Regions from separate parts of the Homo sapiens genome. Here region 1 is linked to region 2. The links are chromatin loops, found by intact Hi-C in ENCODE. Cell type or tissue: Caco-2. All regions are shown on one strand. Links, peaks and the distances in the headings refer to the core of each region. The heading gives the core; the rest is flanking DNA. Region 1 holds the start of MIR8086 (microRNA 8086). Region 2 has its middle 37 kb from the start of MPP7-DT.

Region 1 (16,747 bases), core at 5,378-13,377, 55 kb before region 2:
CCTAGCACATAGTAGGTCTGCAATAAAGATGAATACTCACCCATCCTCTTGACCAAAAAGGCCATCACATACTTTTTTTTTTTTTTTTTTGAGATGGAGTCTTGCTCTGTTGTCCAGGCTGGAGTGCAGTGGCATGATCTCAGCTCACTGCAAACTCCACCTCCCGGGTTCAAGCGATTCTCCTGCCTCAGCCTCCCAAGTAGCTGGGATTACAGGCGCCCACCACCACACCCAGCTAATTTTTGTATTTTTAGTAGAGACGGGGTTTCACCATATTGGCCAGACTGGTCTCGAACTCCTGACCTCAGGTGATCCACCCGCCTCGGCCTCCCAGAGTGCTGGGATTACAGGCATGAGCCACCGTGCCTGGCCTTGTCACATGCTTTTTACAACAAGTATAAACATTACCAAGTAGCAAGCTATTATGAAGACATTAATAAATTTTAGCATTGGTTAGGCTACCAAAGTAATCTAATATAGTCCAGCCCAGATGGGATTTACAGCTGAGATGAGAAATAGCTTCTATATACAAGGTAGCAAACAAACAAGATGAAATTACATAAAGACAAACAGAACACTATATCACTGTAAGAGTCTTTGAGTCGGATTACTAAAGGATCAATAGAATGTAAACAAAACAGAAGACACTACAGATGAAAAACTAGGGAGGCATCACACATGGGTGCGTTTGTTTTCAGGAGCGCAAGTCATGCACACGTAGGTTTGATATGAAGGGAGAAGAATCAAAGGACAAAGTCACTGATCTGATCACAGAACAGGTTTATGTTTGGAAAAGTTTAAAGCTGAATATTTTGAGAACAGCACAATGTGAAGAACAATGGGATCTGGGTAAAGGGATTAAGACTTGATAGGATTAGGAATAATAGCCCTATCGTTTGACTGTGCCAGCTATAGGACTTGACACATATTCTCTGATTTAAAACCTTCTACAGGCCAGGTGTGGTGGCTCTTGCCTATAATCCCAGCACTTTGGGAAGCCAAAGCAGGAAGATCACTTGAGCCCAGGAGTTTGAGACCAGCTTGGACAACATAGTGAGATGCTGCCTCTACAAAAAAAAAAATTCATTAGCCTGGTTTGGTGACACACGTCTGTGCTCCCAGCTACTCAGGAGGCTGAGGATAGCTTGAGCCTGGGAGGTCAAGGCTGCAGTAAGCCGTGACAGTGTCACTGTACTTCTACCTGGGAGACACAGCAAGATCCTGTCTCCAAATCAATCAATCAATCAATCCTACTACAACCCTATCATCTAAATACCATTACTACTGTCTCAGTTTACTTATGAGGGAACTGAGTCCAATCTTTTGGCTTTCCTGGGCCACAGTAGAAGAATAATTGTCTTCAGCCACACATAAAGTACACTAATACTAATGATAGCTGACGAGCAAAAAAAAAAAAATTAATTAAAAAAATAAATTTTTTAAAAAATTAAAATCACAAAAACGATCTCCTAATGTTTTAAGAAAGTTTAGGAATTTGTGTTGGGCCACATTCAAAGCCGTCCTGGGCTGCATGCGGCCCATGGGCCGCAGGTTGGATAGGCTTGATTTATAACATATTTAAGGTCATACAGTTGGCAGAACTGGGGTTTCAATATAGCAACCTCAGAGCCTTTACAAGTCCACAAAGAAGTCCTCTGCAAACATGATGTTATGCAAGGAAAGCTTTAAAACCTAATAACAGGGTACGGGGTAAACCGAAGGCTGCATATATACTTAGCAAAGCAGCAGCTGTAGTAATCTAGGTCAGAAGTGAGCATAATTAGACTAGAATGATAGTGATGAGATTAGAATACAAGAGATTATCGCACAAGAGAATGTCAAAGGGGAAAAGAGCAGGTCTGAAAGTGAAAAATTAAAGAGGTATTGGGATTCGAAGGTAAGTCCACGGTTCCAAATCTTAGATACAAAAAGAATAATGGTACCCTAAACAGAAAAGGAATCCATGAAAAAGTGGACGTATTTTTCCATTTTTGATCTTTTGAGTGACATGAAGAGCTATCCACGTGAAATTGTCCAACAGGCTGCCAGGGCAATGAGACCAAAGCTTGGTTAGAAGAACAGGGCCAGATTAATATTATAAATAACAATTTTATATCCATGCATATTTCTTAAACCAAAGAGAATATTGTTTTAATATAGAAAACTAACACTGTTACCAAAAAAAGAAAAATAAAGCTTTTAATAGCATAACACTTTCCCACACAATAACAAGTTCCCAAAGTGGCCCTAGCAACAGCACTCCTATGTATGTTAGTACAAGTCAAAAACTCCCTGCCACCTACTCAAGTCCTTTGCAAACGATTCCATACCCACTGCATTATCTTCGCAGCATCTTTTTGGAACACAAAATATTGAGACAGCCTGCTAAATTGCATATGGAAGTTTCCACCAAACATCAGACTTTCGACTTACTGGTGGTATCCATTTTTAAATTCCTAATCAATTTAAGGCATACAAACAAAGATTTTTAGGAAATGTTAGAGGTACTGATGGATTTACATGAGCAACCAGGTACTTACAGAAAACACCTGAAGACACCACAAAAAACTAAAATGTCATCTGGTCTCTATATCATCATGGCTAGATATTATCAAAATGATAGATTTTTAAAAGCAAGTAACAGAATGAAACACACAGTGTATCATTTATGTTAATGAACATGTAACACTGTATAGGTCCTTAAGGAAATATTCATATATAGTAAAAGTAAATTTAGAAAAAGATAAAAGGATATATACAAATTCATATTAACTACTTCTGAGAAGAGAGGGAAATAAAACTGGAAAGGGGAACAAAGTATATTTCAAACGTTATCCGTAACATTTCATTTATTCCATTTTTTTTAATCTGAAAAAAAAAAAACACCAAAATGTTAATGGAGGTAAAGGTCATTTATTGCGTTCTCTTTGCCATTCATTATTTCTGAAATGTTACCCAAATTAAAAAAAGAAGGAAAGAAAAGGATCCATATCTCTTGCCTAATGAAGATATCACATGAAACATATCTGACATATTCTGCCTGAATAACTCCAGGGTGAACAGGGTGAAGCAAGCAGTCAATCTCTATTTTGGACTCAACGTATTTCTTGAAATAGAAATGGCATAATTAGCAGATCTAAATGCTGGTTTGATCTCCCAGAGTGAATCTACAGGGTGGGCCTGAGCTACGGGCAAGTTCTCCAGTGGCAGCAACTAGGCAAGGGCACTAAGGCTCAGTATCTCCTAAGGAAGCTAAGAGGAAGATTCAGAAGGACGAAGCTACTAAAAGTTCTCCCAAATAAATCCATGCCTTCCTTCCTAACCCTTAATTCTCCCTGTTCCCTTTCCAAGTCCTTCCTCAAGTCACCGATAGAGACGTTCTGCAGGTTAGTGGATCTTTTTCCTTCTAAGAGGTGAATCTCTGATTGGTCTTTCGGGTTTGTCATTGGCTCACTACAGAAATGCACAGCATGCTCTTTAAGAATTTCGGACAGGCGCAGTGGCTCATGCCTGTAATCCCATCACTTTGGGAGGCCGAGGCGGGTGGATCACCTGAGGTCAGGATGGCGAAACCCCATCTCTACTAAAATACAAAAATTAGCTGGGCATGGTGGCACATGCCTATAATCCCAGCAACTCAGGAGGCCGAGGCAGTAGAATCACTTGAACCCAGGATGTGGAGGTTGCAGTGAGCTGAGATTGCGTCACTGCACTCCAACCTGGGTGACAGAGCGAGACGCTGTCTCAAAAAAAAAAAAAAAGAACTCCATGCATTCTTTCAATATCACTTATTCCGCACAGGCATCAGGGATGTAAGTTTAAGGACGGAATTCCTACCTTCAAAGACACGTCTATTAATTTTTCTTCCACTCAATTTCTTAGTCTTAAAATGTTCCCACCATCAAACACAAGAAAAATCAAGTCTAAACTGTGGCTGAATGATCCCTTAGAATTATTATGACTGTCATGAGCCAAGGTAAGAACTTGATGTGTGAGATGAGGCTATCTGAATGGGGCAACCACTTAGGAAGGTCTCTGCCTCCCTAATGTGCCCAAGCCACCACTGGTAAACCAGGACAATGAGCCATTACAGAGAACAAGGATGAATGCATGCTCATTCATATTTGACTACACTTCTTACCAGCCAGGAATTCAGTTCAGCAACTGCCAAGACTGCTATACCTAACAGGACAAAAATAAAGGGAACATTACTGTGTACCTGCTCTAGATTTGTTTTAGGAACAATACGATATAAAGAAGTTATACAGTCGTTCCTCTGTATATGTGGGCGAAAAGTCTCCCGATACCAAAACCTACTGATTCTCAAGCCCCTGATATAAAATAACCCAGTGTTTGCAAATAACCTGTGCATATCCTCCTGCACACTTTAAATCATCTCTAGATTACTTACAATACCTAATACAATGCAAATGCTATGTAAATAGTTGTTATATTGTTTGGGGAATCATGACAGAAAAAAAGCCTGGACATATTCAGTACAGAAAGAACCATTCATTTTTTTGTTAGTATTTTTTATCTGCAGTTGGTTGAATTCCCTGATGCAGAACCCATGCATACAGGGGCCTGACGGTATAGTGATGTCATATGCAGTCCAAATTTCAGGAACAGAATTCCTTTTAACAGGGCTTAGGCATAAAAAAAATGGTGTGATTTCTAGTACTCTTGACTCCAGATTAATAAATAGCAACAGAGTAATAAAGTTTCCCAGAATCTAGACTCCTAAAGGCAGGCTAGGGCGCAGCCTAGAGGAGGTGCAACAGCCAAGACCCTGATCATCTCAGACCCTGGGAAAGCGCAGGCCAGACAAAGGTCACATGCGACCTCCACATAACAGGGTCAAAACTGTCCCATGAGAGACAAATGGGCATGTGCCTGGCAAAGCAATACAGGGTGCCAATTTAGACAAAAAGAGAAAGAAAAATGCATGCCTTGTACACATTCCTGTGTCTGACTAGAGTGGAGGGTATGTAAAAGAAAAACAAGAGTAATGGAAAATACCATATACAGGCCTCAATATGACAGGCTTTGAAAGGCAAACTGAGTAATTTAGACTCAGTGTGGTAGAGTAGATCCAAAGAATAAATGGTCATTTCTTCTTTTTTTTTCTTTCTTTTTTTTGAGACAGGGTCTCACTCTGTCACCGGGGCTGGAATGCAGTGGTGCAATCTCTGCTCACTGCAACCTCTGCCTCCCAGGTTCAAGCAATTCTCCTGCCTCAGACCCCCAAGTAGCTGGGATTACCAGCGCACGCCACTACACCTGGCAAATTTTTGTATTTTTTGTATTTTTAGTAGAGATGGAGTTTTGCCACATTGGCCAGGCTGGTCTCAAACTCCTGATCTCAAGTGATCCACCCACCTCGGCCTCCCAAAGTGCTGGGATTACAGGCGTGAGCCACTGCACCAGGCCTAATGGTCATTTCTAAAAAGGAAGATGACTTCTGTACCAACATTCTGTACACACAATGAAGTGGTAATGAGTATCTGCTCAAAGAAGGTAGCAGCAGTAACTCAGAGAGACAAATGACAACATGAGATTCTATGAGTAGGAAGAGATGACAATATCAGGTTATTGACCAGATAGCAGAGACAGAAAAAATAAAAACAGCTTTTTTAGGGTATTTACCAACAATACTGTTAATTAATAATAGCAATTAGCATTTACTGACCTTTGGTATGTGCCAGGCACTGCACTAAATACTTCTAATGTGTTATCGGATTTAATTCTCACTACCAACTTTTGTGGTAGGTACTCTAATTAGCCTGTTTCAGTTAAGAAAATGGAGGTTTGGAGAGAATAAATAACTTGTCTAAATTCATAAAACCAGCAATAAGCAGGGCTGGAATTTAGAAGCCAACATGTCTAGTTTTACGGTCCACATTCTTAACCATTAGGACGTATGGCCCTAACGTTTTCAGTTGCATGCCGAGGGCAGTGTACACCAATTAAGCAAGGAAGACAGCTGTGGAAACCAGCGTTGCAGGACACTGGAAGGCTACAAGCAGAGTCATCGTTAAGAAGAACACCCACCTTTCTTTCTCTTCACAATGAGGCTTTTGGCCTTGGAGAAGCTAAATTTTGTTCAAAGCCTAGGAGAACCTGCTGTTTATGAACATTCCTGTAAAAGGAAGTGCACAGGTGGTTCCTGTTAGTTCCATTGGCACTGTGATGTAATCTCTGACATTATCACAGACAGCTGTGTGCCTCACAGGGCACCAAGGGGCCAGAGAAAACTACACCTCAGTATATTGTCTCTTTTCCAGCAAATGTGGCTGCCCGCTTCCAGGGCAGTTCAGCAACCTTGGCTGATAAAATAGGAACCTGAGCCTCATCTACAGTGGATCTGGGAATGTTCTCTTCCTATCAATTTGTGTACCACTTAAAAATGCTTACAGCTGGCTTTGGAGGAAGAGCGGTTAAAATCAAACGTACTCACTCTGAGACATTCAAATATCCAGGATATAGCCACTGAGCAACTGCAAATTTGCTACAGCAAATTAGGGCTCAGGTGGATTCACTGAACTGGAGCTCATTAAAGCCACAGGCAGTTTAGAAGCCACTCAGACAGAAATGAGAGCTGAAACCAAGACAATGGGCAAACGCACAATTGGGGCGGTGGGGGTGAGTAAGTGGGAAAAGGACTGAAGACACTCCCACAATTAAAGGACAGGAGCGTAAAGAAAAACAGTGGCAGAAACCAAGAAGAAACCAGAAATGGAGGAACTAAGCTCCCCATCTCCAGTCATCAAATCTTCTCCCTTACACTGTTCGGATCTGTGTTACTCCTCAGTTCAACCCCTCGCTATTGCCTGCTTGTTCTGTGTCGGTGACCTCCTCCCAACCTGACCCCCACAACAACAACATAGTGAATTAACTGAACTCCATATATGATTATGACATGACTGGAAAGTTCTATAGCCTGTGTCTCAACCTGAGGTACGGTGTGTGGATAGGGGTAGGCATTAAAAAAAGATACCTTTTTCTGGTGTGTCAGTTGCGCACAGTGGAAAGTAACTTTTAATCTTTTACATGAAACATAAAATTTCATAACAATGTCATGCCTGCAGTGGGCTACTTTTCAATGTGACCCAGTCTTCTCCTGGGAAGAGGTGCACGTTGGTGGAGTAACTTAAGGCACTGGCCAAAATAGGTGAAACTTGTGCTTATCCAAATTATGTGAAGGAGCCAAAGAAAGAAAGATTAAAGATCCATAAAGGGGAGGAAATTTCCAATATGAATTCAAATCCTACAGTTCTTACACACTGGTCTCTGATGTATAGGAGAATGGGTAACCTGGGTTTGAATCCTGGCTCTACCAGTTCCTAGTTATATGACCCCAAAGGCAAATTACCTAACTTCTCCCTGACTCCATTTTTCTACTTGTAAATGTAAATGGAATACTCAAAGAGCTGAATTAAGCATGGACATCTAGGGAGGGTTTGCATAACACAGCACCTGGCATACTGTAAAGAACCAAGAAATGACCGCTCTTAATCTGTAAACACCAAGTTCATACCACTCTATTAAAACATTCCAAAGCTTTTGTTTTTTGTGAGACAGAGTCTCACTCTTCCACTCAGGCTGGAGTGCAGTGGCGCAATCTCAGCTCACTGCAGCCTCTGCCTCCTGGGTTCAAGCTATTCTCCTGCCTCAGCCTCCCAAGTAGCTGGGATTACAGGCGCCCGCCACCACGCCCAGCTAATTTTTGTATTTTTAGTAGAGACGAGGTTTCTCCATGTTGGCCAGGCTGGTCTCAAACTCCTGACCTCAAGTGATTCACCCACCTCGGCCTCCCAAAATGCTGGGATTACAGGGGTGAGCCGTCACGCCCAGCCCCCAAAGCTTTTTTTCCATCCAAAATTGTTATTAGACAGGAAAATGTCTATTTTGATAAGCAGACTTGCCATATCATACACAGCCTGTCCCAAAGGATACTTTTAGCTCCATATGCAAAAATAAGACTAAATTTAAATACCCAGTTTCAGACCCATCTGGAAATTAGAAGCACCCAGGATAACAGAAGCCAAGTCAAAATCACTTTAGTTATCATTTATTAAGTGTAAGACACTGAACTGAAAACAACTGAAATCATTTATTAAGTGTAAGACACTGAACTGAAAACAACTGAACAGATCTTGGTGGTGAGATTAATAGTTGGTATGAACACCAATGATTAAGTAAAGTACTTTACTGAGGATACCACTCTGAAATGCACATGAAAGGAAGCACACAGGAAAAACCAGTGTCACCAAGATCCCTGCTGATCAAGGACAGCTGTTAACTGGTTCCCAGGAGGGGTACACAAATGTACACAGACATTTATATAATCTTCTGTTGTCTAGGCACCAAGTCTTGTGTATTCAGTAATCACTCAAATCATGAGAAGGAATTCAGGGAGGGAGCAGCAGCTTAAAAACAGGTCTGGCCTGAAGCAGGAGGACCTGTTTCAAGTCACAGGCAGCATTAGCAGGAAGAAGCCAGTGAAGTCTGCAGCTGAAGACTGAAGAAAGTTGCCTTCCCTTCCTTTCTCCTCTCACCCTAATTCCAATAGGACCTCTTCAGTCTCATCTGACTGCCCCCTCTACATAATAGGTTTCACTGACTGCTTCCATTTTTTCCGAAGAAAACTTTATCTTATTGTCTATCAGACATTTCTCAAAATTATGAATTTTAAAGTGGGGGGAATATTGGAGTAAATAGAACTTTTGTTTGCATTCCACCCATGGAATGATTGTAACAAATCAATGTAACAAGAACAGAGGTCAACTTTTCACTTACTCTATTATGAACCTTGAAGGCAAGGATGCTTTATACATTTTTGAATCTGATCTCAGAATACAATATAAGATACATAAAAGGATAATGACATGCAATGAATACATCATTCTAAAGACAAGAACAAGTGTTTTAATTTTTTTATTCCCATTTAACAGCCCCAAGATGTCTCAGCCATTATTTTTTTATTTCAAGTGAATTAAGCTACTTTCAGAATAGAACAAAATGACTTTTCTATTAATAGTTTCCTTTAGATTTGCTTCTAAAAACCAGACAATTTAGCTTGGTGTTTCCAACAAAAATGCTGTAGAGACCAATTTAATTTACACAACCTGAACAGTCCTGTTCTAAGGGACTAATCTAAGAGACCAGCTCATAATATTGAAAACTGATGTTAAAAACAAAAACAAAAAAGAATCAGGCATTTAACCTACCTTTTCTTTTTTTGAGATGAAGTTTCGCTCTTGTTGCCCAGGCTGGAGTGCAATGGCGCAATCTTGGCTCACTGCAACCTCCACCTCCTGGGTTAAAATGATTCTCCTGCCTCAGCCTCCCCAGTAACTGGGATTACAGGCAACACGCCACCACACCCAGCTAATTTTGTATTTTTAGTAGAGACGGGGTTTCTCTGTGTTGGTCAGGCTGGTCTCCAACTCCCGGCCTAAGATGATCCGTCCACCTCGGCCTCCCAAAGTGCTAGGATTACAGGTGTGAGCCACTGTGCCCAGCCAACCTACCTTTTCTGTACTAACTAGATCTCAAAGAGTTGATGAGGGGAAGTTTCTCTTCATAAAAATATTCTAATAACTAAAACAGGAAAACAATAAAAATATCACCATTTTGCAAACCCTTGATAAAATAATGGATCTAGGCAATGGTTATCAATGGTCATGAACACTACAAAAAGTGAGACAACCAATATTACCTGACTGGGGTGAGAAGTACAGGCCACCACCTACGAAGTAGTTTTGCCAAAAAAAATAGAAACTGAATCAAATCAAGATCTGATTACTATTTACAGGCATTAAAAGAACAAAAGAACATGTTAAACCATTCATTAAACAAAAAGCATTACAACAGGTGGTAGCCTGTTTTTTTTTTTATTTAATTATGATAACCAAACAAGTACTTTTTGATAAATGAACATAACTTTCTTCATGTTCTCTTTGTGATTATCTTCATCTTAAAAGATGAGGAAAGTCTATCAAGTACAAGCATGTTTATGGATGTGCTTATTTATTGTGTAAGACAACAAAATGTACAACTTTGTACAGGTCAGGAGTTGCCTATCTCAAAAATATTTTCTTTCGCCCGGGATGGTGGCTCATGCCTGTAATCCCAGTACTTTGGGAGGCCGAGGTGGGCGGATCACAAGGTCAGGAGTTCGAGACCATTTTGCCTAACACAGTGAAACCTCGTCTCTACTAAAAATACAGAAAAAATTAGCCAGGCATGGTGGTGGTCGCCTGTGGTCCCAGCTACTCAGGAGGCTGAGGCAGGAGAATGGCGTGAACCCGGGAGGCAGAGCTTGCAGTGAGCCGAGATCACGCCACTGTACTCCAGCCTGGGCAACAGAGCGAGACTCCACCTCAAAAAAAAATAATAATAAAAAATAAAAAAATAAAAATTTCTTTCCTAGCGTTACTAAACTTCCTTTCACTTGGAAAACTACAGCACAGCTGAGCCAAGAAGTAACTGGTCCCTGCTTCTAAAATGACAGCTTTAGGAGTAATAAGCAAAGAAGAAGCTGGATGCAGTTGAGCAACCTCAGAGGAGACAGATCACTGTGAGGAGCCCACTTTCAACTGAACTGGCACCAGCTGTTCTCAAAGTGCTCCAAGACACCCTGGGGGTCCTCAGGCACCTTTCAGGACGTCCATGACATCAAAATTATCATTATAATAATGCAAACAGGTCATTCACAACTTTCATAGGCTGACAGGAAGCACTGATGATCAAAGCAAGGGTGTATAAAATTGCTGGCCCCTTAGCACAAATCAAGACAGTGGCACCACCAGTATAGGTCCTCATGACCACTGCGAACTCACAGTGGGAAAAAAAAAGGACGGTTTCATATAAAAATATCCTTGATGAAACAGTGAACATTAGCAATTGCATGAAATCTCAACCCCTGAGTATGTGCCCTTTTGACCTTTTTAATATTCTTTGTGCTGAAATAGGAAAGTTCACATGAAGGAGCTGTGCGGCATACTGAAGTATGGAGGTTGCCTGAAGGAAAAGAATTTATGCCAACCGTTTGATCAACAAGCTGAACTAGCAGTTTTTGTTTATAGAATATCATTTTTACATGAAATAAAAACTAAAAGTATTAGTATTTAAAGTTGGGTATTTGGCACACACTTTCTCAAACGCAAAATTAGCCTGTTGCTTCAAAAAAAAATAATAACTGACCTATTTGTTGCCAATGATAAAAGTCAAGCCTTCAAACAAAAATTAGATACTTGGAAAAATTGTATCTGCCACCAAGAGTGTGACAGCTTTCCCAATATGCAGACGGTTAATAAGACGGTATTGTGTCCTTAAAAATTTGTAGAGGGTAGATCTCATGTTAAGTGTTTTTAATACACAAAATAAAAATAAAACACAAAGACACAAGGAAACTTTGGAGGTGATGGACACGTTTATCACCTGGATTGTGGAGATGGTAAATGTAATATAAAGTTTATTTGCAATGTGGAATATGGAGCCATATGAGTGAATGTTTCTCACTTTGTGGTATTTAAATCCATTGGTCTTTCTTTCATTTTGGATCTTTCTTATTCATGCATGATTTGGAAAATACTGGCTCATGGAAATAAATGTTAGCACATTTTATAATGCCAAATACAGGAGTGTATACATTTGTCCAAACTCAACAAATTCTATACATTGATTATATGCAGGTTTTTGTATACCAATTATATCTCAATAAAGCTGGAGGGGAAGAAGACTTTTCAAGAGATGACCGCTGATTTCAACAAATGTAATTTTTTTCTAATGGTATTATAAAATGTGCTAACATTTAATTCCATGAATCAGTATTTCCCAAATGATACATGAGTAAGAAAGATCCAAAATGAAAGACAGGTCAATGGATTTTAATGCAACAAAGTAAGAAAAGTTTACTGATATGGTTTCAGATTCCACACCGCAAATAAGCTTTAAGAAATGGCCACTTGCAGAGTTTGATGTAGCATCAAAGGGAATATCCACAATTATCAGAAAAGACTATTAAAACACGCCTCCATTTCCAACTACAGATGTGCCTGAGGTTGGATTTTCTTCACATATTCCAACCAAACAACAAATCACAACAGATTGAATGCAGAAGCAGTTATGAGAATCCAGCTGCTTCTACGAAACCAGACGTTATAGAGAACCGCAAAAATGTAAACCACCACCACTCTTTCCCTAAACTATCTTTGTAAAGGTATTTTTCATACAGAAGTATTATTTATGTTCATATACAAAAGGGTTATTATGTTTTGATTTTTAGTTTTTATGAGACAGGGTTTCGCTCTGTCACTCAGGCTGGAGTGCAGTGGTGTGATCATGGTACACTGCAGCCTCAACCTCCTGGGCTCAAGCAATCCTCCTGCCTCAGCCTCCCAAGTAGCTAGGACCACAAGTGCACACTACCATATCCTGTTAATTTTTTAAATTTTTTGTAGAGACAAAGTCTCACTATGTTGCCCAGGCTTGTCTCGAACTCCTGGCCTCAAGTGATCGTCCCACCTCGGCCTCCCAAAGTGCTGGGATTGCAGGAATGAGCCACCACACCCAGCCAGGTTATTATGTTTTATTGAATTCATAAATACTCTAAAATTTCCCACTTATATTTCTAATATGGTAAACATTGATAGATATAACTCATGTAAAGCAAAGGTCTTTGAGGTCCTTAATAATTGTTAAGAGCGTGAAGCGGTACTGAAACAAGTCTGAAAACTGCAGCTCCAAGGATATGGAGCTGAGGTCAAGGCTGTGCTTGTTCAAGTGAGCCTTCAGGAATTACCTTATTCTTTGAGTTCCTGTTTGAACAAACGCTAAAAGTTGGAAGCTCAGCAGAGCCCAATGTCTGGCCTAGAGCACCAAGAACCACCAGCCACAGCCATCCTGAGAAAGGGCCTTATGAGCAGAATATTTTGTATTAGGCTCGGGTGTGAGGTTAGAAGACCTCGGGTGGGGGAAGTCAGCAGCACTTTTTCCTTCTTAGCTCAGCACATACCTCTTTCTTGAGATTCTGGTCTCAAAAATAGCTAACCAGGCCAGGCATGGTGGCTCACACCTGTAATCCCAGCACTTTGGGAGGCCGAGGTGGGCGGATCATTTGAGGTCAGGAGTTCGAGACCAGCCTGGCCAAAATGGTGAAACCTCGTCTCTACTGAAAATACAAAAAATTAGCCAGGTGTGGTGACACACACTTGTAGTCTCAGCTACTCAGGAGGCTGAGGCAGGAGACTCGCTTGAACCCAGGAGGCGGAGGTTGCAGTGAGCCAAGACCATGCCACTGTACTCCAGCCTGGGCAACAGAGCCAGACTCCATCTCAAAAAAAAAAAAAAGCTAACCATATCAGTCCAGACTAGCAGACTAGTGGATTAAGGAAGCTGAGATGAACTGTTTCCCGTGCGCTTCCTCCTCTGGTTAACTCAAGAAATATCAAAACAGCCATCCCAACCAACAGAAATCTCTGCCTTTTTAACAGACTGGTAAATTCTTCAGGACCAGACTTAACACAAAAGTCACTTAAATCTTAAGAACTGGGGCAAGAAGTGCAGTCTCAGCTCTCCAATATTTTTTTGCGTGTTTAAGAGATGTGTGGCCAAGAGCTCACAAATACAGTGTCTAAGGTGAGTGGGCCACTATGGAGACTTTGCCCTTGAATCTGCGTGAAACGGCAAGGTTCTGAGCAAATGAGTGACAGGATCCACCCGAACCCACTCTGGGCTTTGGGTGGAGAAATGGAGAAAAGGTTTTAGGGGCAGGGGCAAGAGCAGAGAAGTCACTACAGTAAGCCACATGACAGATAATGATTTACTTCTTCCCAAAAAGGCCGAAACATTGATTTTATTTTTTTCCTCTTTGAGACAGAGTCTCATGCTGTCACCCAGGCTGGAGTACAGTGGTATAATCTCGGCTCACTGCAACCTCCGCCTCCCTGGCTCAAGCAATGCTCCCATCTTAGCCACCCAAGTAGCTGGGACCATAGGCATGTGCCACCACGTCCAGCTAATTTTTGTATTTTTTGTAGAGATGGGGTTTCACTATGTTGCCCAGGTTGGTCTCAAACTCCTGAGTTCAGGCCATCCATCTGCCTCGACCTCCCAAGGTGTTGGGATTACAGGCGTGTGCCACTGAGCCCAGCCAAACCATTGATTTCTAATGCTATTACGCTACTATTGATACATACAGTACATAAAGATCTTCTATTAGTTTCTCTTGGAGCAATAACAAAATAAAAGTATGCCTTGTATTGATGCCCTATATCCTTTACTAAGTGGCCCCACTCACGAATTACAGTCTTTTTACTTTCCTTTTTTTTTTTTTTTTTTTAACATAGAGAGTATTTCCAGCATATACTAAACTGGAGGAAAGAGTATAATACTACAAGGAAACTTCTTGAACTTCTTACCTACCTTCAATTTATGGCCAGTCTTACTTTATCTGCAACTGCCCCACCTCCCCATCCCAGCTTATTATAAAGTCATTTTTAATCAGATTTTGTTTTGTTTTGTTGAGATAAGAGATTCGCTTTTGTTGCGCAGGCTGGAGTGCAATGGCACAATCTCGACTCACTGAAACCTCTGCCTCCCAGGTTCAAGCGATTCTCCTGTCTCGGCCTCCCGAGTAGCTGGGATTACAGGCGCATGCCACCACAACCAGTTAACTTTTGTATTTTTAGTACAGATGGGGTTTCATCACATTGGTCAGACTGGTCTCGAACGCCTGACCTCAGGTGATCCACCCACCTCAGCCTCCCAAAGTGCTGGGATTACAGGCATGAGCCACCACGCCCGGCCCCAATCAGTTTTCTTATTAAACAAAAAGGATTTTAGGAAAACAGACTAACACGTGAAAGAAGTAACTCACCTAGAATCTTAATGCCCATTACTGATATGAATTGAACTGTTTTTATTTGAACATTCACACTCATACAGATATGAATTAACAGTACATGGACAATATAGAGTTGTACATGAAAATTAACTTATTCTCTTGTTACAAAATTAGGATTATCCTGATGACACGATTTTGTAAACTTTTGCCACCATATATTAACAATGTCCATGGAGAAGAAGAATAAATGCCTACTGCTGCACAGTTTAGGATGTTTCTAGTATTTCAGGATATTAGAATATTATCATGAACAGCTACATATATAAATTTAGTGAACATCTACTAACATGTACTAGCAAATGCCAAACATGCAATAATGTAAAGAAAAATGGACTCCCAGGTAACGCAAAATACAGCAACTGCTATAACCACTGATGCTGGCAAGACCAGGAAAAGTAGCTCCTTTGGATAGGATGACAGCTAGAAACATTAACTAGGGATTAAGACTGATATTGGCAGGGTACGGTGGCTCACGCCTGTAATCCCAGCACTTTGGGAGGCTGAGGCGGGTGGATCACTTGAGGCCAGGAGATTAAGACCAGCCTGGACAACATGGCAAACGCCGTCTATACTAAAAATAGAAAAATTAGCCAGGTGTGGTAGCACATGCCTGTAATCCCAGCTGCCTGGGAGTCTGAGGCACGAGAATCCCTTGAACCCAGTGGGGCAGAGGTTGCAGTGAGCCAAAGATCGCACCACTGCACTCCAGCCTGGGCGACAGAGACAGAGAGAGACACTGTCTCAAAAAAAAAAATTAAATAAAGACAGTAATACTGATGATCCTGACCCTGTGTAGGCCTAGGCTAAAGTGTGTGTTTGTGTCTTAGTTTTACATTTTAAAAAATTTTTTTAATAAAAGAAAATATATTTGTACACTATAAAATGTGCTTGTGTTTGAAGCTGTGTTATTACAAAAGAGTCAAAAGTTAAAAACCATTTATAAGTTTATCAGGCAAAAAAGTTAAGCTAAGCTTTGTTTATTACTGAAGAAAAAACACTTTTTAAATGAACATAGTGTAGCCTAGACATAGTGCTTATAACGTCTACAGTAGTGAGTGTACAGTCATGCCCTAGGCCTTCACATTCACTCACCACCCACTCACTGACTCACCCAGAGCAACTTCCAGTCCAGACACATGTAACGTGTCCCATGCAGGTGGACCATGTTTAATCTTTTTTACCATATTTTTACTATACTTTTTCTATGTTTACAGATGTTTAGATATACAAATACCATTATGTTCCAGTTGCCTACAGTATTCAGGACAGTAACCTGCTGCACAGGTTTGTAGCCTAGGAGCAACGGGCTATACCATATAACCTAGGTGTGTAGTAGGCTGTGTTATCTACATTTGTGTAAGTGCAGTCTGCGATGTTCACACAATGACGAAATCACCTAATGACACATTTCTCAGAACATATCCCTGTTAAGTGATGCATAGTTGTCGATATATGTAGGATTCCCCTACACCAGGGGAAATAAACAATAGAAAATACAACAGAAGAAAAAATGGCATTCACAGTAGAAACAGAAGCTGAACTAGGGTCTCTTACTGTAACAAAGAAGACAAGATCATTACGGAAAAAAAAAAAAAATCTGACCTCCATTGAATAAAACATTAATACCACTGATAAGTGGTTTCCACTCGGGATATAGATCAGTGTCACCAGAGGAGATTTTAAAAAATACAATTGCTAGACTCCACTCTCTAGAGATTATAATTCAGTTCATCTGTGGTCAATGGGACATATTTTTTTAAAAGCTACCTAGCAAATTCTAATATAAAGCCATGGTTGAAAACTACCAGTTTAAATATGTTTTTAAAATAACACAGG
Region 2 (16,747 bases), core at 4,291-12,290:
GCTGGTCTTGAACTCCTGGCCTCAAGTGTTTCAGCCACCTCAGCCTCCCAAAGTGCGGGAATTACAAGCATGAACCATCTTGCCTGGCCTTAAAAGATATTATCTTTATATAGAAATGAGAACAATTTGTATTCCTACAATTCATCTCCTTGGTATTGCTGAAGTCACAGGCACTAATTCCAGGTTGCAGATGTTTAGAAATTGTATTTCTGCCCTCTATAAGAGAATATAAAGCTACTGACTCACTGGTAATTGAACAAGCATTTGCTTTGTTTATTCAGCTGTGGTACTGGTGTGGGTTATTCCTTCAACCACAGTTCTTGAGCTCCTTTCCCAGCCACCAGAAGAAATTGAGTTTTTTTCTTACAAAAAGCTGCAAGTCTTCATTTCATTAACACCACGTTTTAAGCAACTTAGATAATGTTTGAGACACGTACATTGCCAGTTTGTCAAATGTATGCGTGTGTGTGTGTGTGTGTGTGTGTGTGTGTGTTTAATAAATTGCGGCTAATCTTGGGTACAGAATTTCCATTTCCCATCTATTTCTCTAAGGGCTGTCCTAACTATATTTCCCTCTTACTTATGATGTAACTTAAAGTTGAAAGGATATCATTTAAAAATTTCAAAGCATGGGAGTTTTAAAGTTATTATTTTACAGTTGGCAGTTTACACACATTTTGTGATCTAAATAGTGCAATGGCATGAATTAGAATATAAATAGTATAAACCTGTTAGAAATAGGTATAGTTAGAAAACTTTATCATAGTATTGTGCATGTGTATAAAATCAACAGGTTTTGAGCACTTAAATTGTAGCACTTACTCTCCAATATGTTACTACATTTAACTCTGAAACAACTCTGTAAGGTAAGTTATTATTTGCCCCCCATTTTTTGAGATAGGGTCTCACTCTATTACCCAGGCTAGAGTGCAGTGGCACAATCATAGTTCACTACAGCCTTGAATTCCTGGGCTCAAGCAATCCTCCCACCTCAGCCTTCTAAGTAGCTTGGACCACAGGCACGTGCCACCATGCCTGGCTAATTCTTTTATTTTTATATAGAGACAGAGTCTCACTATGTTGCCCAAGCTGGTCACAAACTCCCAACCTCAAGCAATCCTCCCACCCCAGCACCCCAAAGTGCTGGGATTACAGGCATGAGCCACCGTGCCTGGCCCTATTTGCTTTGTACAGAGGAAACCATGTCAAGTGTCCAACAGCTGATACACACATCTAAGATTTGAATCCATTCATGTCTGGGGACACAGGCTATGCTTATGGCATTGTGAGAATTCTACTTAACTTTAACCTAATGTGTTAAAATTTCAATATTCTGGAATACACTATTCTAATTCTTTTTATTTATTTATTTTTTAAGACAGAGAGTGTCACTCTGTTGCCCAGGCTGGAGTGCAATGGCACGATCTCAGCTCACTGCAACCTCCGCCTCCCTGGTTCAAGTGATTCTCCCTGCCTCAGCCTCTGGAGTAGCTGAGATTACAGGCACCCGCCACCACACCCAGCTAATTTTTGTATTTTTAGTAGAGACAGGGTTTTGCCATTTGGCCAGGCTGGTCTCGAACTCCTGACCTAAGGTGATCCACCCATCTCAGCCTCCCAAAGTGTTGGGATTACAGGCGTGAGCCACTGCGCCTGGCCGCTATTCTAATTCTTGAGTTCTGCAATTATACTATCCTGTTTAGCACACATCATAAATTTTCAGCTGAAGTAAATCACTCAGAAGTAACAGGAAAAGGTTACATGTAGGTCTCAGATGTTCCGTTATGCAACGTTGTACATTTGTGAAACTACAACAAGCAGGAAATACTGCAACTAAAGTCTAGTGCAAATTTGGCAGCACAGATAATTACAGTCTAATTTTCTACAATGTAACTTTTTCAAGTATTTTGCAGGAAACAGTTTCCATTTGAAAAGAGATACATGTAGCCACATTTCCCAGTGAGACACATGTAAAGTAGGTGGAATTAATTTTTTTAAGTCTATCTAGAAACAAAGGAAAAGCAGAGGTTTCCTCCCAAACATCCAAACCCAGATGTAGATGAAAAATTTGGGCCGAGAAATTTTTGTATGGGCTGCACAGTGGAGACATAATAGTAGCCAAGGGGGCCGGCTGCGGTGGCTCGTGCCTGTAATCCCAGCACTTTGGGAGGCCAAGGCGGGCGGATCACTTGAGGTCAGGAGTTCGAGATCAGCCTGGCCAACATAGTGAAACCTTGTCTCTAGTAAAACAAAAAATACGAAAAAATTAGCCAGGCATTGTGTCACACACCTGTAGTCCCAGCTACTCAGGAAGCTGAGGCAGGAGAATTGCTTGAACCCAGGAGGTGGAGGTTACAGTGAGCCAAGATCATGCCACTGCACTCCAGTCTGGGTGACAGAGTGAGACCTTGTCTAAAAAAAGAAAAAAAAAATAGTGGCTGAGTCATCAAGGAGGTGAGATGAAGGAGAAAATGAAAGATGAAAAATTCCTAAAACAAAGTTTTAGAACAACTAAAGGAGCAGAATAAAAGTAATCATTTTAATTCAAGATATTATACATAAGAATAACGTGATCTGGACAAAACAAGAGAGAACATGATAGTTGACTCCCCATCACCACTAAATACTCAACTGTTAACCACAGCAATTGCATCCAGGATGAGATGATGGTTACGGTGTCTGAGTGAAGCTACTGTTTTGCTTCTTTCTTTAGTTGCCAAGCAACCTGTTGACCTCAATGTTCTTGTGTTTATACTCAAGTCAATGTGCTTGACGTTTATTTGTTCTGATATAAATAATTGTGTGCCCTAGTAGAGATACAAATCTACAAGGGTTAAAATGCTGTGTGGAATTTAAATATTAACACTTTCCCTTTAGGAACATCTGTTTCTCCCAGTCTTTTTCTCTTTGTGAATATCAATGTTTTATTTACACAGTTAAGACCCTGGTGATGGGAAATATTTTAAGCTAAAGACAGAGTGGGATTCTGGTTTAGGAAGACAGACTCATCCCATACATTTTCTTTCTCACCCTTCCAAAATCCTATTGAAATGAGATAAAATATTTTAAAATTATATTACTTACCTATTGTTGTGTAACAAATTACCCCAGAACTTGAGGGCTTAACACAAGCAACACGTTTTTGAATCTCAGTTTGTGTGGGTCAGAAATGAGGAGGCAAATTAGCTGAAAGTTTCTGTTTTAGGATCACTCACGAGGCGGCAATCAAGATGCTGCTGGGGCTGCTGTCATCCGAAGATTTCACTGTGCTTGGGGATTCACCCTCAAGTTCCCGACACGGCTGCACGGCTGTGGGAGGAGATCTTAGTTCCTCATGGCACTGAACTCTCCACAGAGCTGTTTGGGTGTCCCCTTGACATGACACCTGCTTTCTCCCAGAGGGAGTAATCCCAGGGACAGAAGACAAGGCAGAAGCCACAGGTTTTTTGGGGTTTTTTTTGAGACGGAGTCTTGCTCTGTCACCCAGGCTGGAGTGCAGTGGCGCGATCTCGGCTCACTGCAAGCTCCGCCCCCCGGGTTCACGCGAAGCCACAGGTCTTTTATGAGGTAGCCTCAGAAGCCACATGTCATCATTTCTGCCATCTTGTATTAATCATGCAGACTAACTTGGATCCAGTGTGGGAGATGACTACCTAAGGGATGTGGGCTATCTTGAAGTCTGGCTACCAAAAAGCTAAATCCAAAACAGCATAGTAAAAGGGAAATGGTAGCCATCAGAAGATCTTTTGAATGATAGATATCAAGTGGAATTATAGGATATTAGAAATAAAAATTAGAGTCCTGGATCTAAAAACTTAAGGATGTAATCAAATTAATTCTCAGTGGAAAATGTATAGCCTCAATTTATTATTAGAAAAACCTAAAAGATAGAAAAATATATTATCTAAATATTCAACTGAAGTAATTATAAAAACTTTTACTGGCCAGGTGCAGTGGCTCATACCTATATTCCCAGTGCTTTGGGAGGCCTGGTGGGAGGATGTCTTGAGCCCAAGAGTTCAAAGAGGCAGTGAGCTGTGATCACACCACTGCACTCTAGCCTGGGTGACAGAGCAAGACCCTGTCTATTAAAAAAAAAAAAAAAAAAAATTCGCCCAGACTGGAGTGCACTGGTGCGATTTCGGCTCACTGCAAGCTTCGGCTCACTGCAAGCTCCGCCTCCCAGGTTCATGCCATTCTCCTGCCTCAGCCTCCCAAATAGCTGAGACTACAGGCGCAGGCCACCACACCTGGCTTTTTTTTTTTTTTTTTTGTATTTTTAGTAGAGATGGGGTTTCACTATGTTAGCGAGGATGGTCTCAGTCTCCTGACCTCATGATCCACCTGCCTCGGCCTCCCAAAGTGCTGGGATTACAGGCGTGAGCTACCGCACCCGGCCAGAAAATTCTTATTAACTTCTGCTTCTATCTGAAATCAGAGTTTTAGAAACATCTGTTTCTTTTAAAAAGCCAATAAAATTAGCAATCCTTTAAAAGTCTACTCAAGAACAAAAGAGAAAAGATACAAATAAAAACTAAAACCAGACAGGGGAATACTACTTTAAAATTATAAGAAAGTGCTGGATGTGGCAGCATGCGGCTGTAGTCCTGGGTACTCAGGAGGCTGAGGCGGGAGGATCACTTGAGCCCAGGAGTTCTAGGCTGCAGTGAGCTATGATGGTACCACTGCACTCCAACCTGGGTGACAGAGCAAGACCCTGTCCCTAAAATAAATAAATAAGAAACATGAAAAGAAAGACTGTGTGTATCATTATGTTAATACATTTGAAAGTCTAGGTGAAACCAATTACTTTTCAGAAAAATATGAGTAACCAAGTTGTGGGGGTGCACGTCTGTAATCCCAGCTACTCGGGAGGCTGAGGCAGCAGAATTGCTTGAACCTGGGAGGTGGAGGTTGCAGTGAGCCGTGATGGCACCACTGCACTCCAGCCTGGGTGACAGAGTGAGACTCTGTCTGGAAAAAAAAAAAGAAAAAGAAAAATTCATAACCCTAGAAGTATTTGAAGAAGTAGCAAAACACCACACACACACACACACACACACACACACACACACACACACACACACATCAAAAACTCACAGGAAAGAGCACCACATTCACATCTGGTATAACCTACCAATGTTTTGAGGAAGATTCATTCATTTTACTCAGTAACTATTTATTGAACTCCTTTTATGTTTTAGGAGCTGGGGATACAGCAGTAAGCAAAAAGAAGTTCCTGCCTGCAGAGATTCTTTGTTTTACTGCAGTGAGCAGAGTAACAAAACTTTCTGATTCATTTTTCTTTTTTTTTTTTGAGACGAGGTCTTGCTCTCTCTGTCACCAGGCTGGAGTGCAGTGGCGTGATCTTGGCTCACTGCAACCTCCACCTCCTGGGTTCAAGCGATTCCCATGCCTCAGCTTCCTGAGTAGCTGGGACTACAGCACCACCACGCCTGACTAATTTTTTGTATTTTAGTAGAGATGGAGTTTCACCATGTTGGCCAGGATGGTTTCAATCTCCTGACCTCATGATCCACCAGCCTCGGCCTCCCAAAGTGCTGGGATTCAAATCAACCTAACCCTGAAGCCAAAACAAGACAAGCACAATCTTATATAAATCATGAAGGAAGAAGGAAGGAAGGAAGGGAGAGGTAAGAGAGGAGAAGGAAAAGGAAGGGAAGAGGAAAGAAAAATATAATGGAATTACAGACTAATCTTATTTTTTTTCAAACTCAATTAAGGAATTTATTTTTAAACCACAGCTAACATCATACTTGACCATGAGACTAAATGCTTTCTCCATCAGATTAGACACAAAATATTGTGATATCACAGGTCTGTCTTTAATTCAAAATGAACTATCCAAATAATACTCAGAAACAGTGACAAAAAAAAGGACAACAAATGTAAATGACTCCCATGACACAATGGTGTATGATAAACTTGACGTACTTACAAATTGACACCAGCTCTTCATTAGCAAAGAAAATGGAATAAAGAGTCATGTCAAAGCAGTAGTTTTCCCCATAATAAAGGAAAACGGAATATACATACTGGGTTAGAAATATCCAGAACTTGCCACATAACACCAATAAGAAAATCTCAATTCACAAAGTCTCATTTTTCAATGGCCCATTAATCACAGAACAATTAAACACTGCATAAAAAATAAATTTCAATTCACCTATAGATCCAACACACTTTAAAATGGATAGAGAAAATCTTTTTAACTGTATTAGGATAAAAACACTTCCTATTAAGCCTCAGGTACCATGGCTTAAAGAGTACATACAGAATTCTCAACACAATGTTTCCTTGCAAAAGAAGTAGAAATCCAGCTGAGCAGGGTGGCTCAGTCACGCCTGTAATCCCAGCCCTTTGAGAGGCCAAGGTGGGCGGATCACCTGAGATCAGGAGTTCGAGACCAGCCTGGCCAACTTGGCGAAACCCCATCTCTACTAACAATACAAAAATCAGCCAGGCGTGGTGGCAGGCACCTGTAGTCTCAGCTACTTGGAGGCCAAGGCAGGAGAATAGCTTGAACCCAGGAGGCAGAGGTTGCAATGAGCCAAGATTGCTCCACTGCTCTCCAGCCTGGGCAATAGAGCAAGACTCCATCTCAAAAAAAAAAAAAAAAAAATAGAAATCCATCTTCCAGAAATCCTCTTTAAGAATGAGCCACTGATAAACACCATATATTGATAACTTTGTATCATAATTCATTTGTGGAGTTTTTAGCCTTTTACAATAATTAATTTACATCAGGTTTTCCAAATTACTTACATTTGCAGGATTTCTTTCCAGTGGGAGTTTTCACATGATTTTTAAAGTAAATATTAAAATGGAAAACTTTCCTGTATTTTCCATATTACTAAGGTTTCCACCCAGCATTCATTCTTCTATTTTATAATGTCCATCTCCAGCGTGCATTGCGGTGTGTCTTTGAATGGAGATGACAGCAAGGAAAGCATCCCCACATTCTGTATATTCATAGGATTTTTCTCCAGAGCCCTTTCCCATGTTGGAAAGCAACTGAGAACATTAAATGCTTTACCATATGTTTTACATTTAGGGGGGTTTCTCCAGTGTGAGTCCTTTTATGATTTTGAATGGAACCAGGACATCTGAAGCCTTTACTACACTTTTTATATTCTTTGAATTGTTTTCCAGGGTGGGTCTTTTCATGTCTTTAAAGAAAACTGGGAAAATTGAATGCATTCTGTACATCCACAGGATTTCTCTCCTGTATAAATGAGGTTCTTTCTTTCTTTTTTCTTTTCTTTCTTTTTTTTTTTTTTTTTTTGAGGCAGAGTCTTGCTATGTTGGCCAGGCTGGAGTGCAGTGATGTGATCACAGCTCACTGCTCACTGTCACCTCCATCTCTCAGCTTCAAGCAATCCTCCTGCCTCAGTTTTCTGAGTACTTGAAACTACCAGCACATACCACCCGACCCAGTTAATTTTTTTTCTTTTTTCTTTTTTGATACAAGGTCTTGTTATGTTGCCCAGGCTGGTCTCAAACTGCTGGACTCAGATGATCCTCCTGCCTCAGTCTTTCAAAGTACTGGCTGCACTGGGCAAAATGAGTTCTTTCCTGTAGTCAAAGGTAATTTTAAAAACTGAAGACTTGCCCACATTGTTTACAGTCATAGGGTTTTTGTTTAGCGTGAGTCCTTTCATGTCTTCCAAGGGAACTGCACGACCCAAAGGTCCTACCACACCTTCTACATTCATAGGATTTTCCTCCAGTATGAGTTTTTTCATGTCTTCAAAAGGAACTGAGATAATTAAAGGTTCTGCCCCATGTATTACATTCGTAGGGTTTCTCTCCAATATGAGTTCTTTCATGTGCTTGAAGGGACGTGGGACATCTAAAGACTTCACCACATTTTTTACATTCATGAAGGTTTCCTGCACTATGCATTTTTTTGTGTCTTCAAAGGAAACTGGAACAATTGCGTCTTTTCCCACATTCCTTACATTCATGAGATTTCTCGAGAACATGAGCTCTGATTTCATATGTCCAAAGGTAAGTTGAAGAAATGAATGCTTTACCACAGTGTTTGCATTGGTAAGGGTTTTCTCCAGTGTAAGTTCTAACATGTATTTGAAAGGAACTAGGGCCAGGCGCATTAGCTCACACCTTTTAATCCCAGCACTTTGGGAGGCCAAGGCAGGTGGATCACGTGAGGTCAGGAGTTCAAGACCAGCCTGGCCTGGTTTCACCTGATGAAACCCCATCTCTATTAAAAATGCAAAAATCAGCCAGATGTGGTGGTGCACGCCTGTAATCCCAGCTACTCGGGAGGCTGAGGCAGGATAATTGCTTGAACCCAGGAGGCAGAGGTTACAGTGAGCTGAGATCGCGCCACTGCACTCCAGCTTGGGTGACAGAGTGAGGCTCCATCTCAAAAAATAAATTTAATTTAATTAAAAATTAAAATGAAAGGAACTGGAACAATCAAATGTTTTTCCACAGTGTTTACATTCACAGCATTTTTCTCCAGTGTGAATGTTTTCATGTATTTGAAAGTAAATGAAAACAGTGAAGGCTCTCACAATTTCTCTACATTTATAGAACCTCTTTCCAGTGTGAGTTCATTGTGAAATAAATACTGAAATTAAGGGCTTTGCCTCATAGCTTGCATTTATAACATCCCTTTCTAGTGCATATTACCATGAGTCTTGGACCACTTCTGGGAGAAATGGAGGCTCTCCCACATTGTTTATGTTTATGGGGCTTTTCACCATATTCCCCACCACACTCATATTGTTTGTGTCCAGAGTGAGCTCATGTGCCTATGAAGGAATGAATGATGTACAAAGACTATTCCACACACACTGCCTTGCATGGTTTTACTCCAGTACGAATTTTCTTGTTCAGATGACAATCTGCTTTCTGGCTGCGGGTTTCTCCACATTGACTCCTTCTTTACATCCACAGAGTCTCTCCACCATATTATTTCGTAGCTTTCTCCCAAGATTTTGGGACAGATTTTCAATGTCCTGGCTTTCCATTTGATTCCTACAGACACCAGATTCCTGAAGGCTTCCAGCATTGCATTTCTGTAGAGATTCTTCCAGGAAGGTCCCAGCAAAGCCCACTCCTCCTGGGTGAAGTTCACAGCCACATTCTCAAAGCCTACTGAGTCCATTTCCAGCTTCCTGGTGTCCTGGCATCCTCTCTACGATTCAGGCAGCCACAGCAGGTCCCATGCAACAGAAGCTGCAGTATCAGGACCACCAGTGGCCTCCCAGAGGAATTGAAATCCCCTAATCTTATTTACAATCTTAAATGCAAAAGTCATAAATAAGTTATTAGAAAATTGAATCCTACAGTACATAATATATTATGATTAAAAAGTTCTATCCAGGAATCAAATAATAGTCCAAATTTTAAATGAATTAATTTTTTAAATGAATTTATGTAACTGTGAAACAACATTAATAAACTAAAAGAAAAAATTATATAACCAACTCAAAAGTGCTAAAGAAGGATTTAATAAAATTCAACATTTTATTCAAATTAAGTAAGTTAAAACTTTAGTAGCTCATAGTAGACATTTTTTAAAACTCTGCCCAGCACTCATTCACTCTTTTGTTGGGTTTTTAGGGAACCACCATGAGGTACACTGTATTTTGGGGGTCCCAACGAACCATACCTCCCATGCTCACACCTTTGTGTATTTCTCTCTCACATTTACTCTGAACTTGGCCATGTGACCAGTTTGGGCCAAATTAATTTTTAAAAAACTTTTATTTTAGGTTCAGGGGTAATTGTACAGGTTTGTTTTATAGATAAACTCACGTCACGAAAGATTGTTGTACAAATTATTTCATGACCCAGGTACTAAGACTAGTACTCAATAAGTATTTTTTCTGATCCTCTCCCCCTCGCACCCTTCACCCTCAAGTAGGCCCCCACATCTGTTGTTTCCCTCGCTGTATCCATGTGTTCTCATCATTTAGCTCCTACTTACAAATGAGAACATGTGGTTATTTGTTTCTGTTTCTGGGTTAGTTTGCTAAGGATAACGGCCTGCAGCTCCATCCATATTCCTGCAAAGGATATGATCTTGTTCTTTTTTATGGCTGCATAGTATTCCATGGTGTACATGTGCCACATTTTCTTATCCAGTCTATCATTGAGGAGCATTTGTGTTGATTCCATTTCTTTGCTATTGTGAATAGTGCTGCAATGAACATGCACGTGCATGTGTCTTTATGATAGAATGATTTATATTCCTTTGGGTATAGACCCAGTAATGGGATTGCTGGGTCAAACGGTAGTTCTGTCTTCAGCCCTTTTAGGGATTGCCACACTGCTTTTCACAATGGTTGAACGAATTTATGCTCCCAAAACAGTATATAAGTGTTCCCTTTTCTCACAACCTTGCCAGCATCTGTCATTTTTTGACTTTTAATAACAGCCATTCTGACTGGTGTGAGATGGTACCTCATTGTGGTTTTGATTTGTATTTCTGTAATAATCAGTGACTTTCTTTCATATGCTTGTTGGCTGCATGTATATCTTCTTTTGAAAAGTGTTCATGCCTTTGCTCACTTTTTAATGAGGTGATTTGTTTTTTTCCTGTAAGTTTGTTTAAGTTCCAATGTAGATGCTGGATATTAGGCCTTTGTCAGATACAGTCTGCAAAAATTTTCTCCCATTCTGTAGGTTGTCTGTTCACTCTGTTGATAGTTTATTTTGCTGCGCAGAAGATCTTTAGTTTAATTAGATCCCATTTGTCAATTGTTGCTTTTCTTGCATTACTTTTGGTGTCTTCATCATGAAATATTTGCCCTTTCCTATGTCCAGAATGGTATTGCCTATGTTGTCTTCCAGGGTTTTTATAGTTTGGGGTTTTACATTTAAGTCTTTTATCCATCTTGAGTTGATGTTTGTATGTGGTGTAAAGAAGGGGGCTGGTTTCAATCTTCTGCATATGGATAGCCAGTTATCCCAGCACCATTTATTGAATAGGGAGTTCTTTCCCTATCGCTTATTTTGTCAGCTTTGTTGAAGATCAGATGGTTATATGTGTTTGGTCTTATTCCTGGGCTCTCTATTCTGTTCCATTGGTCTATGTGTCTGTTTTTGTACCAGAACCATGCTGTTCTGGTTAATGTAGCCCTGTAGTATAGTTTGAAGTCAGGTAGCATGATGCCTGCTTTGTTCTTTTGCTTAGGATTGACTTGGCTATTTGGGCTCTTTTTTGGTTCCATATGAATTTTAAAATCATTTTTTCCACTTCTGTGAAAAATGTCATTAGTAATTTGATAGGAATAGCAGGCAGTATGATCATTTTAACAATATTGAGTCTTCCTAACCATAAGCATGAAATGTTTTTCCATTTGTGTCGTCTCTGATTTCTTTGAGTAGTGTTTCATAATTCTCATCGTAGAGATCTTTCACCTTCCTGGTTAGCTATATTCCTGGTATTTTCTTCTTTTTGTGGCAATTGCGAATGGGATTGGGTTCCTGATTAGGCTCTTGGCTTGGCTGTTGTTGGTGTATGGGAATGCCAGTGATTTCTGTATATTAATTTTGTATTCTGAAATTTTGTTGAAGTTGCTTAAAAGCTCAGGGAGCTTTTGATAAGACTATGGGGTTTTCTAGATATAGAATCATGTAGCCTGCAAAGAGGGATAGTTTCACTTCCCTCTCTTTCTTTTTGGATGCCCTTTATTTCTTTCTCCCATCTGTTTGCTCTAGCCAGGACTTCTAACACTATGTTGAATAGGAGTGATAAAGCAGGGCATCCTTGCCTTGTGCCTGTTTTCAAGGGGAATGCTTCCAGTTTTTGCCCACTAAATATGATCGTGGCTGTAGGTTTGTCATAGATGGCTCTTATTATTTTGAGGTATGTTCCTTCAATACCTAGTTTGTTGAGAGTTTTTAACATGAAGGGATGTTGAATTTTGTCCAAAGCCTTTTCTGCATCTATTAAGTTAATTATGTGGTTTTCATCTTTAGTTCTGTTTATGTGATGAATCATGTTTATTGATTTGCATATGTTGAACCAGCCTTGCATACCAGGGATAAATCCTACTTGATCATGTTAGATTAGCTTTCTGGTGTGCTGCTGGATTCTATTTGTTAGTATTTTGTTGAGAATTTTTGTATCAATGTTCATCAAGGATATTGGCCTGAAGTTTATGTTTTTTGTTGTGTCTCTGCCAGGTTTTGGTATCAGGATGATGCTGGTTCATAGAATGAGTTGAGGAGCAGTCCCTCCTCCTCACAAATTGATATTATTAAATGTTGCAAAGCAGAGGCTTCATAAGCATTTGCATATTGGTGATTGTTCTCTAAGAATGCCCATTCTTGGAACCTAGCTGACATATTCTGAGGAAGTCCAAGCAGTCACATGGGAGAGATCCACATCAAAGAAAAATGAGGGTTTCAGCTGACAGCCCCATTTAAGACCCAGGTAGAGACCAACTGTCAGCCATGGGAGTGAAGCAATTCTGGACCTTCCAACCACCAAGTCTAGCTCCCCAGCCAATACCATGTGACACAGAAGATCTACAATCTACAAATCATGAACAACAACAAATGATTGTTTTAAGCCACGAAATGTGGTGGTAGTTTGATATAACATGGCAGAGAACTGAAACACTTTCAACATAAACATTGTCACAAAAAATGTAGAAGTTGTCAGCAAATAAATGTTGCAACATAAACATATGACCCAACCATAGTTCAGGTTGGGTCAGCGGTATTCCAGCCGATTAAAAGAAGGGTTGGCAAACATTTTCTATAGCGAACACAAGATAGTAAATAGTTTAAGCTTTTTGATCTCTGTTCCATATGATCTCTGTTCAACTACTCAGCCTGCCATTATAGCACAAAAGAAGTTATAGACAAAACACAATTGAATTGTATGGTGCTTTCCAATAAAACTTTATTTACAAAAACAGGCAGCAAACTGGATTTGACCAAGGGGCTATAGCTACCAACGCTTCATTAAGTGTATCACATTACTTGGCTGTAGGGTTTGGTTTATACAAACCCACTGTGGAAGCGAGAGGAAGAACAGAATCCTGTGTGAGTTATAGATTGTGGTATAAGCCAATAATAGTGTCATTAGCTAAGAAAGGAATGCTGAAAACGGAGTAGACTTGGAGGCAGGGCTCAGAATTAAGAGTATGATTTTGGCTTCATTAAGGTTGAGATGTCTCTGAGATATCCAAATGGATATAGGAGTATGTATTTGAACACTCTAGAAAGAAGTTTGGCAAACATAAATGTAGAAGTTGTCAGCAAATAAACTGTACTTGAAGCCATCGAACTGGGTAGAAAAGAGGGCTGAGGACTAAGCTCAAGCTCACCAGGACTTTCCACATACAGAGACAAAAATGAGGAAGAGAAGTAAGTGATATAGTTTGCATGTCTGTCCCCTCCAAATCTCATGCTGAAATGTAATCCCCAGTGCTGGGGGTGGGGTCTGGTGGGGGGTGATCGGGTCACATGGCAGATCTTTCAGGAATGGCTTAGCACCATCTCCTTGGTGATGAGTGGGTTCTCGCTCAGTTCACACAAGATCTGGTTGTTTAAAAGAGTCTAGGACCTCCTTCTTCTCTCTCTCTTACTCCCTCTCTTGCTCCTACTCTTGCCATGTGATGCACCCATTCTCGCTTTGCCTTTCGCCATGAGTAAATGCTTCCTGAGGCCTCCCCAGAAGCAGAGCAGATGCCAGCACCGTGCCTGCACAGCCTGCAGAACTATGAGCATATTAAACCTCTTTTCTTTATAAATTACCCAGGAGCTGGTATTTCTTCATAGCAGCACAAGAACAGACCAACACAGCAAGTAAAGAAAACTAAAAAGGAGTGGCCAATGAAGAGGGAATAAGGCCAAAAGAGCATGATGCCCCAGATGCCAAGCAGAGAGAGGGATTGAAGGAAAGATGGTCAAGTGGATAATAATAGGTAATGCTCTGAGATGAGGACAGTGAATTACCAAGTGGATTTGGCACAATAGAGGTCTCTGATAACTTCAACTTGAGGAGTTTTAGTGGTGTGGGGTGGGTACAGGGAACAAAAGCACATATGGCATAAGAGTGGCATAAATTGACATAAGAGTAATGATGGGCTAGGGAGTAGAAACAAGGAGTATAGGCATGTTTTTTCAGGGAGCCACAAGAGGTGTTTTGTTTAAGTGTGATGTTGTGCCAAGTGTTGCTAGGTCTCTGGAATCCATATGTTCATACAATTTGGAAGGAAAATAAAGAATTGTAGAAAATGGAAGAATTTTTTTTAATAGGAAATTTTCCTAGAACCAGCAGCAGAAGTTTCCTATTAGTATGTAGGAAGGAAAGTATTCAAATGAAATTCCAGAACTCTCACTAATATCTACCAGAAATCCAGAACAACATCATTTTTAATAACAAAATAGAAACATTAAAATTAGGATCAAATCAAGAATGTCGAGAAACACTGCTGTTATTCCACATTGTATTAGAGCCCTAGCCGATGCAGTAGATGCAAAAAATAAGATAAGATGTAATATTTGAAAGAGAGACTTTCATTATTTATATGCTGTAAAATCAGTGGTATGATGATATATGATAAACAACTGGTTCTGAGTGTAGTTTCCAGTATGAATGTTGGTTGATGGTTTTATTTATATATGAACAACTTAAAATTAAAATGGAACAACTTGAAATTAAAGTGAAACAACTTGCCTGAACTTCACTTGTTGGTCAATGATATGAGCAACTTCTTGGTTAAATTGAAAAATCGTTTTTGAATACTTCAAGAGTATTTATTTCCTCAATTTTTTGTGTTTTTCACAATGTAATGACTACAGGTATGACACATTCACAAGTTTAATCTCTGTGTTGTCTGTTTTGTGTCATCCTAACAAAATATCTGAGACTGGGTAATTTATAAAGAAAAGAGATTTGGCCAGGTGTGGTAACCCACACCTATAGTCCCAGCACTTTGAGAGGCCAAGACAGGTGGATTGCCTGAGCCTCAGAGTTCAAGACCAGCCTGGGCAACATATTGAAACCCAGTCTGTACAAAAAAAATTTACAAAAAATTAGCTGGATGTGGTGGCACACACCTGCAGTTCCAGCTACTTGGGAGGCTGAGGTGGGAGGATCGCTTGAACCCAGGAGGTGGAGGTTGCAGTGAGCCAAGATCATGCCACTGCACTCCAGCCTGGGGAACAGAAGAAAGAAAGGAAAGAAAGGAAAGGAAAGGAAAGGAAAGGAAAGGAAAGGAAAGGAAAGGAAAGGAAAGGAAAGGAAAGGACAGGAAAGGGAGAAAGAAAGAGGAAGGAATGAAGGAAGGAAGGAAGGAGAAAGAAAGGGAAAAGAAGAAAGAAAAAAAGAAAGAAAGAGAGAAAAAAAGAAAGGAAAGAAAGAAAGAAAGAGAAAAGAGAAAGAAAGAAAGAGGAGAAAAGAGGTTTATTTAGCTCACACAGTTCTGCAGGCTGGGAAGTTCAAGGGCATGGCCTTGGTTTCTGGCAAGGTCTTTTGTACTGCATCATAACGTGGTAGAGAACATCAAAGGGGAAGTGGACATGTGTGAAGAGAGACAAAAATCTGAAACACATCCTGGCTTTATAACAACCCACTCTCTTGGGAACTACTCTGTTCCCTCGAGAACTAATCCAGTCTCATTGGAGTGAGGACTCATTCAATACTGTGAGAATGGCACCAAAACATTAATGAGGGACCCATCCCCTGACCCCCAGCACCACCACATTGGGGATTAAACTTCACCATGAGTTTTGGTGGGAACAAACACAAACCATGTCCAAACCATAGAAATTTCCATTATTAACATTTTCTCCATTACATTATTAAGTCTAGACAGTTAACAAAACAATAAATCAAGACCTAAATGGTAACATTTGCTGGTTTCTGTAGTGTAAATACAGTACTCCTGTGATGGTTGCTTTCAACCTACCAGAGGGACATCACTGAATGTGGAGCTGGAAGAGACACAATAGCATACTGTCATAAAGAATTTCCATTATATAGAAACAGAAGAAATAAATAACCTCAAGAGCATAGATAATAGTAAAATGTAAGAAAACAATTAGGACATGATGAGTTTTGAGCATTTATTACCTTAGTCTTTTATATAATCTATTTAATTGTAAGTTTACATAATTTAACTCTTTTTTAACATTTTTTGCTTATTTTAAATTATTATTGGCATTCTAATGTATTTTTTAGTTTATTTACATAATTTAATTCTTAATAATGGCTATGTTTAACAACCACCTCACAAAATTTCTGAAAACTTAATAATCAAGTCTCATAAACTGGCATAAGCCAGCTCTATGGCATCACATAATTGTGTATCCAGAAAATCAAAAATAATCAAGTGAAAAACTAAAGAACCAAAAGAACATTCAACTAAGTTGATTGGATACAACATAATTATAAAACATAGAGTTAAAAAAATCAATTCAACATCATCAATGTTTCTTTCTTGTAACAAGAACAAGAAAATCATTAAGAAAAATCCTAATACATAAAGCATAAGGCAGATATTAAAATAAATATAAAATTTTATTGATTCACATTTTAAAGACATAAATAAATGAAGAGATATATCATGTTCCTGCATAGGAGTAATATTGCAAACATGTAAATTCTCCCTCAAAGTAATCTATATGGTCAATGCAATCTCATTCAAAATTCTAACAGAATTTAATTTGGATATTGGTAAACTGATTCTGAAGTTTGTTGGAAAAGACCATTCCTATGAATAAATCTGTG

What was found. Hi-C counts contacts between places; a loop is a spot of excess contacts. Peaks named below come from ENCODE experiments on the same cell type or tissue, not always from the same donor. Only the 100,000 strongest peaks of a DNase experiment are listed, where the experiment ranks them.
Region 1: a loop joins it to region 2, with 2.8 times the contacts of the local background. A loop is called at or near these places in 4 of 110 quality-filtered maps.

Annotation. Positions count from the first base shown.
Region 1 is chr10:28,275,959-28,292,705 of GRCh38, forward strand. All of the region lies in intron 1 of MPP7 (MAGUK p55 scaffold protein 7), which reads right to left. It overlaps MIR8086 (microRNA 8086), which reads right to left and starts at 13,392; the gene lies at 13,300-13,392. RefSeq lists a silencer at 462-756. In Caco-2, for the core only: no CTCF peak of the experiment used is centred there; a DNase peak (open chromatin) is centred at 8,433.
Region 2 is chr10:28,331,786-28,348,532 of GRCh38, forward strand. It overlaps a transcript of MPP7 not described here and the pseudogene ZNF101P1. Among named protein-coding and RNA genes, the nearest start is that of MPP7-DT, 37 kb to the left of the region's middle. RefSeq lists a silencer at 2,560-2,609 and enhancers at 3,255-3,374, 3,645-3,694. In Caco-2, for the core only: no CTCF peak of the experiment used is centred there; DNase peaks (open chromatin) are centred at 7,706 and 8,146.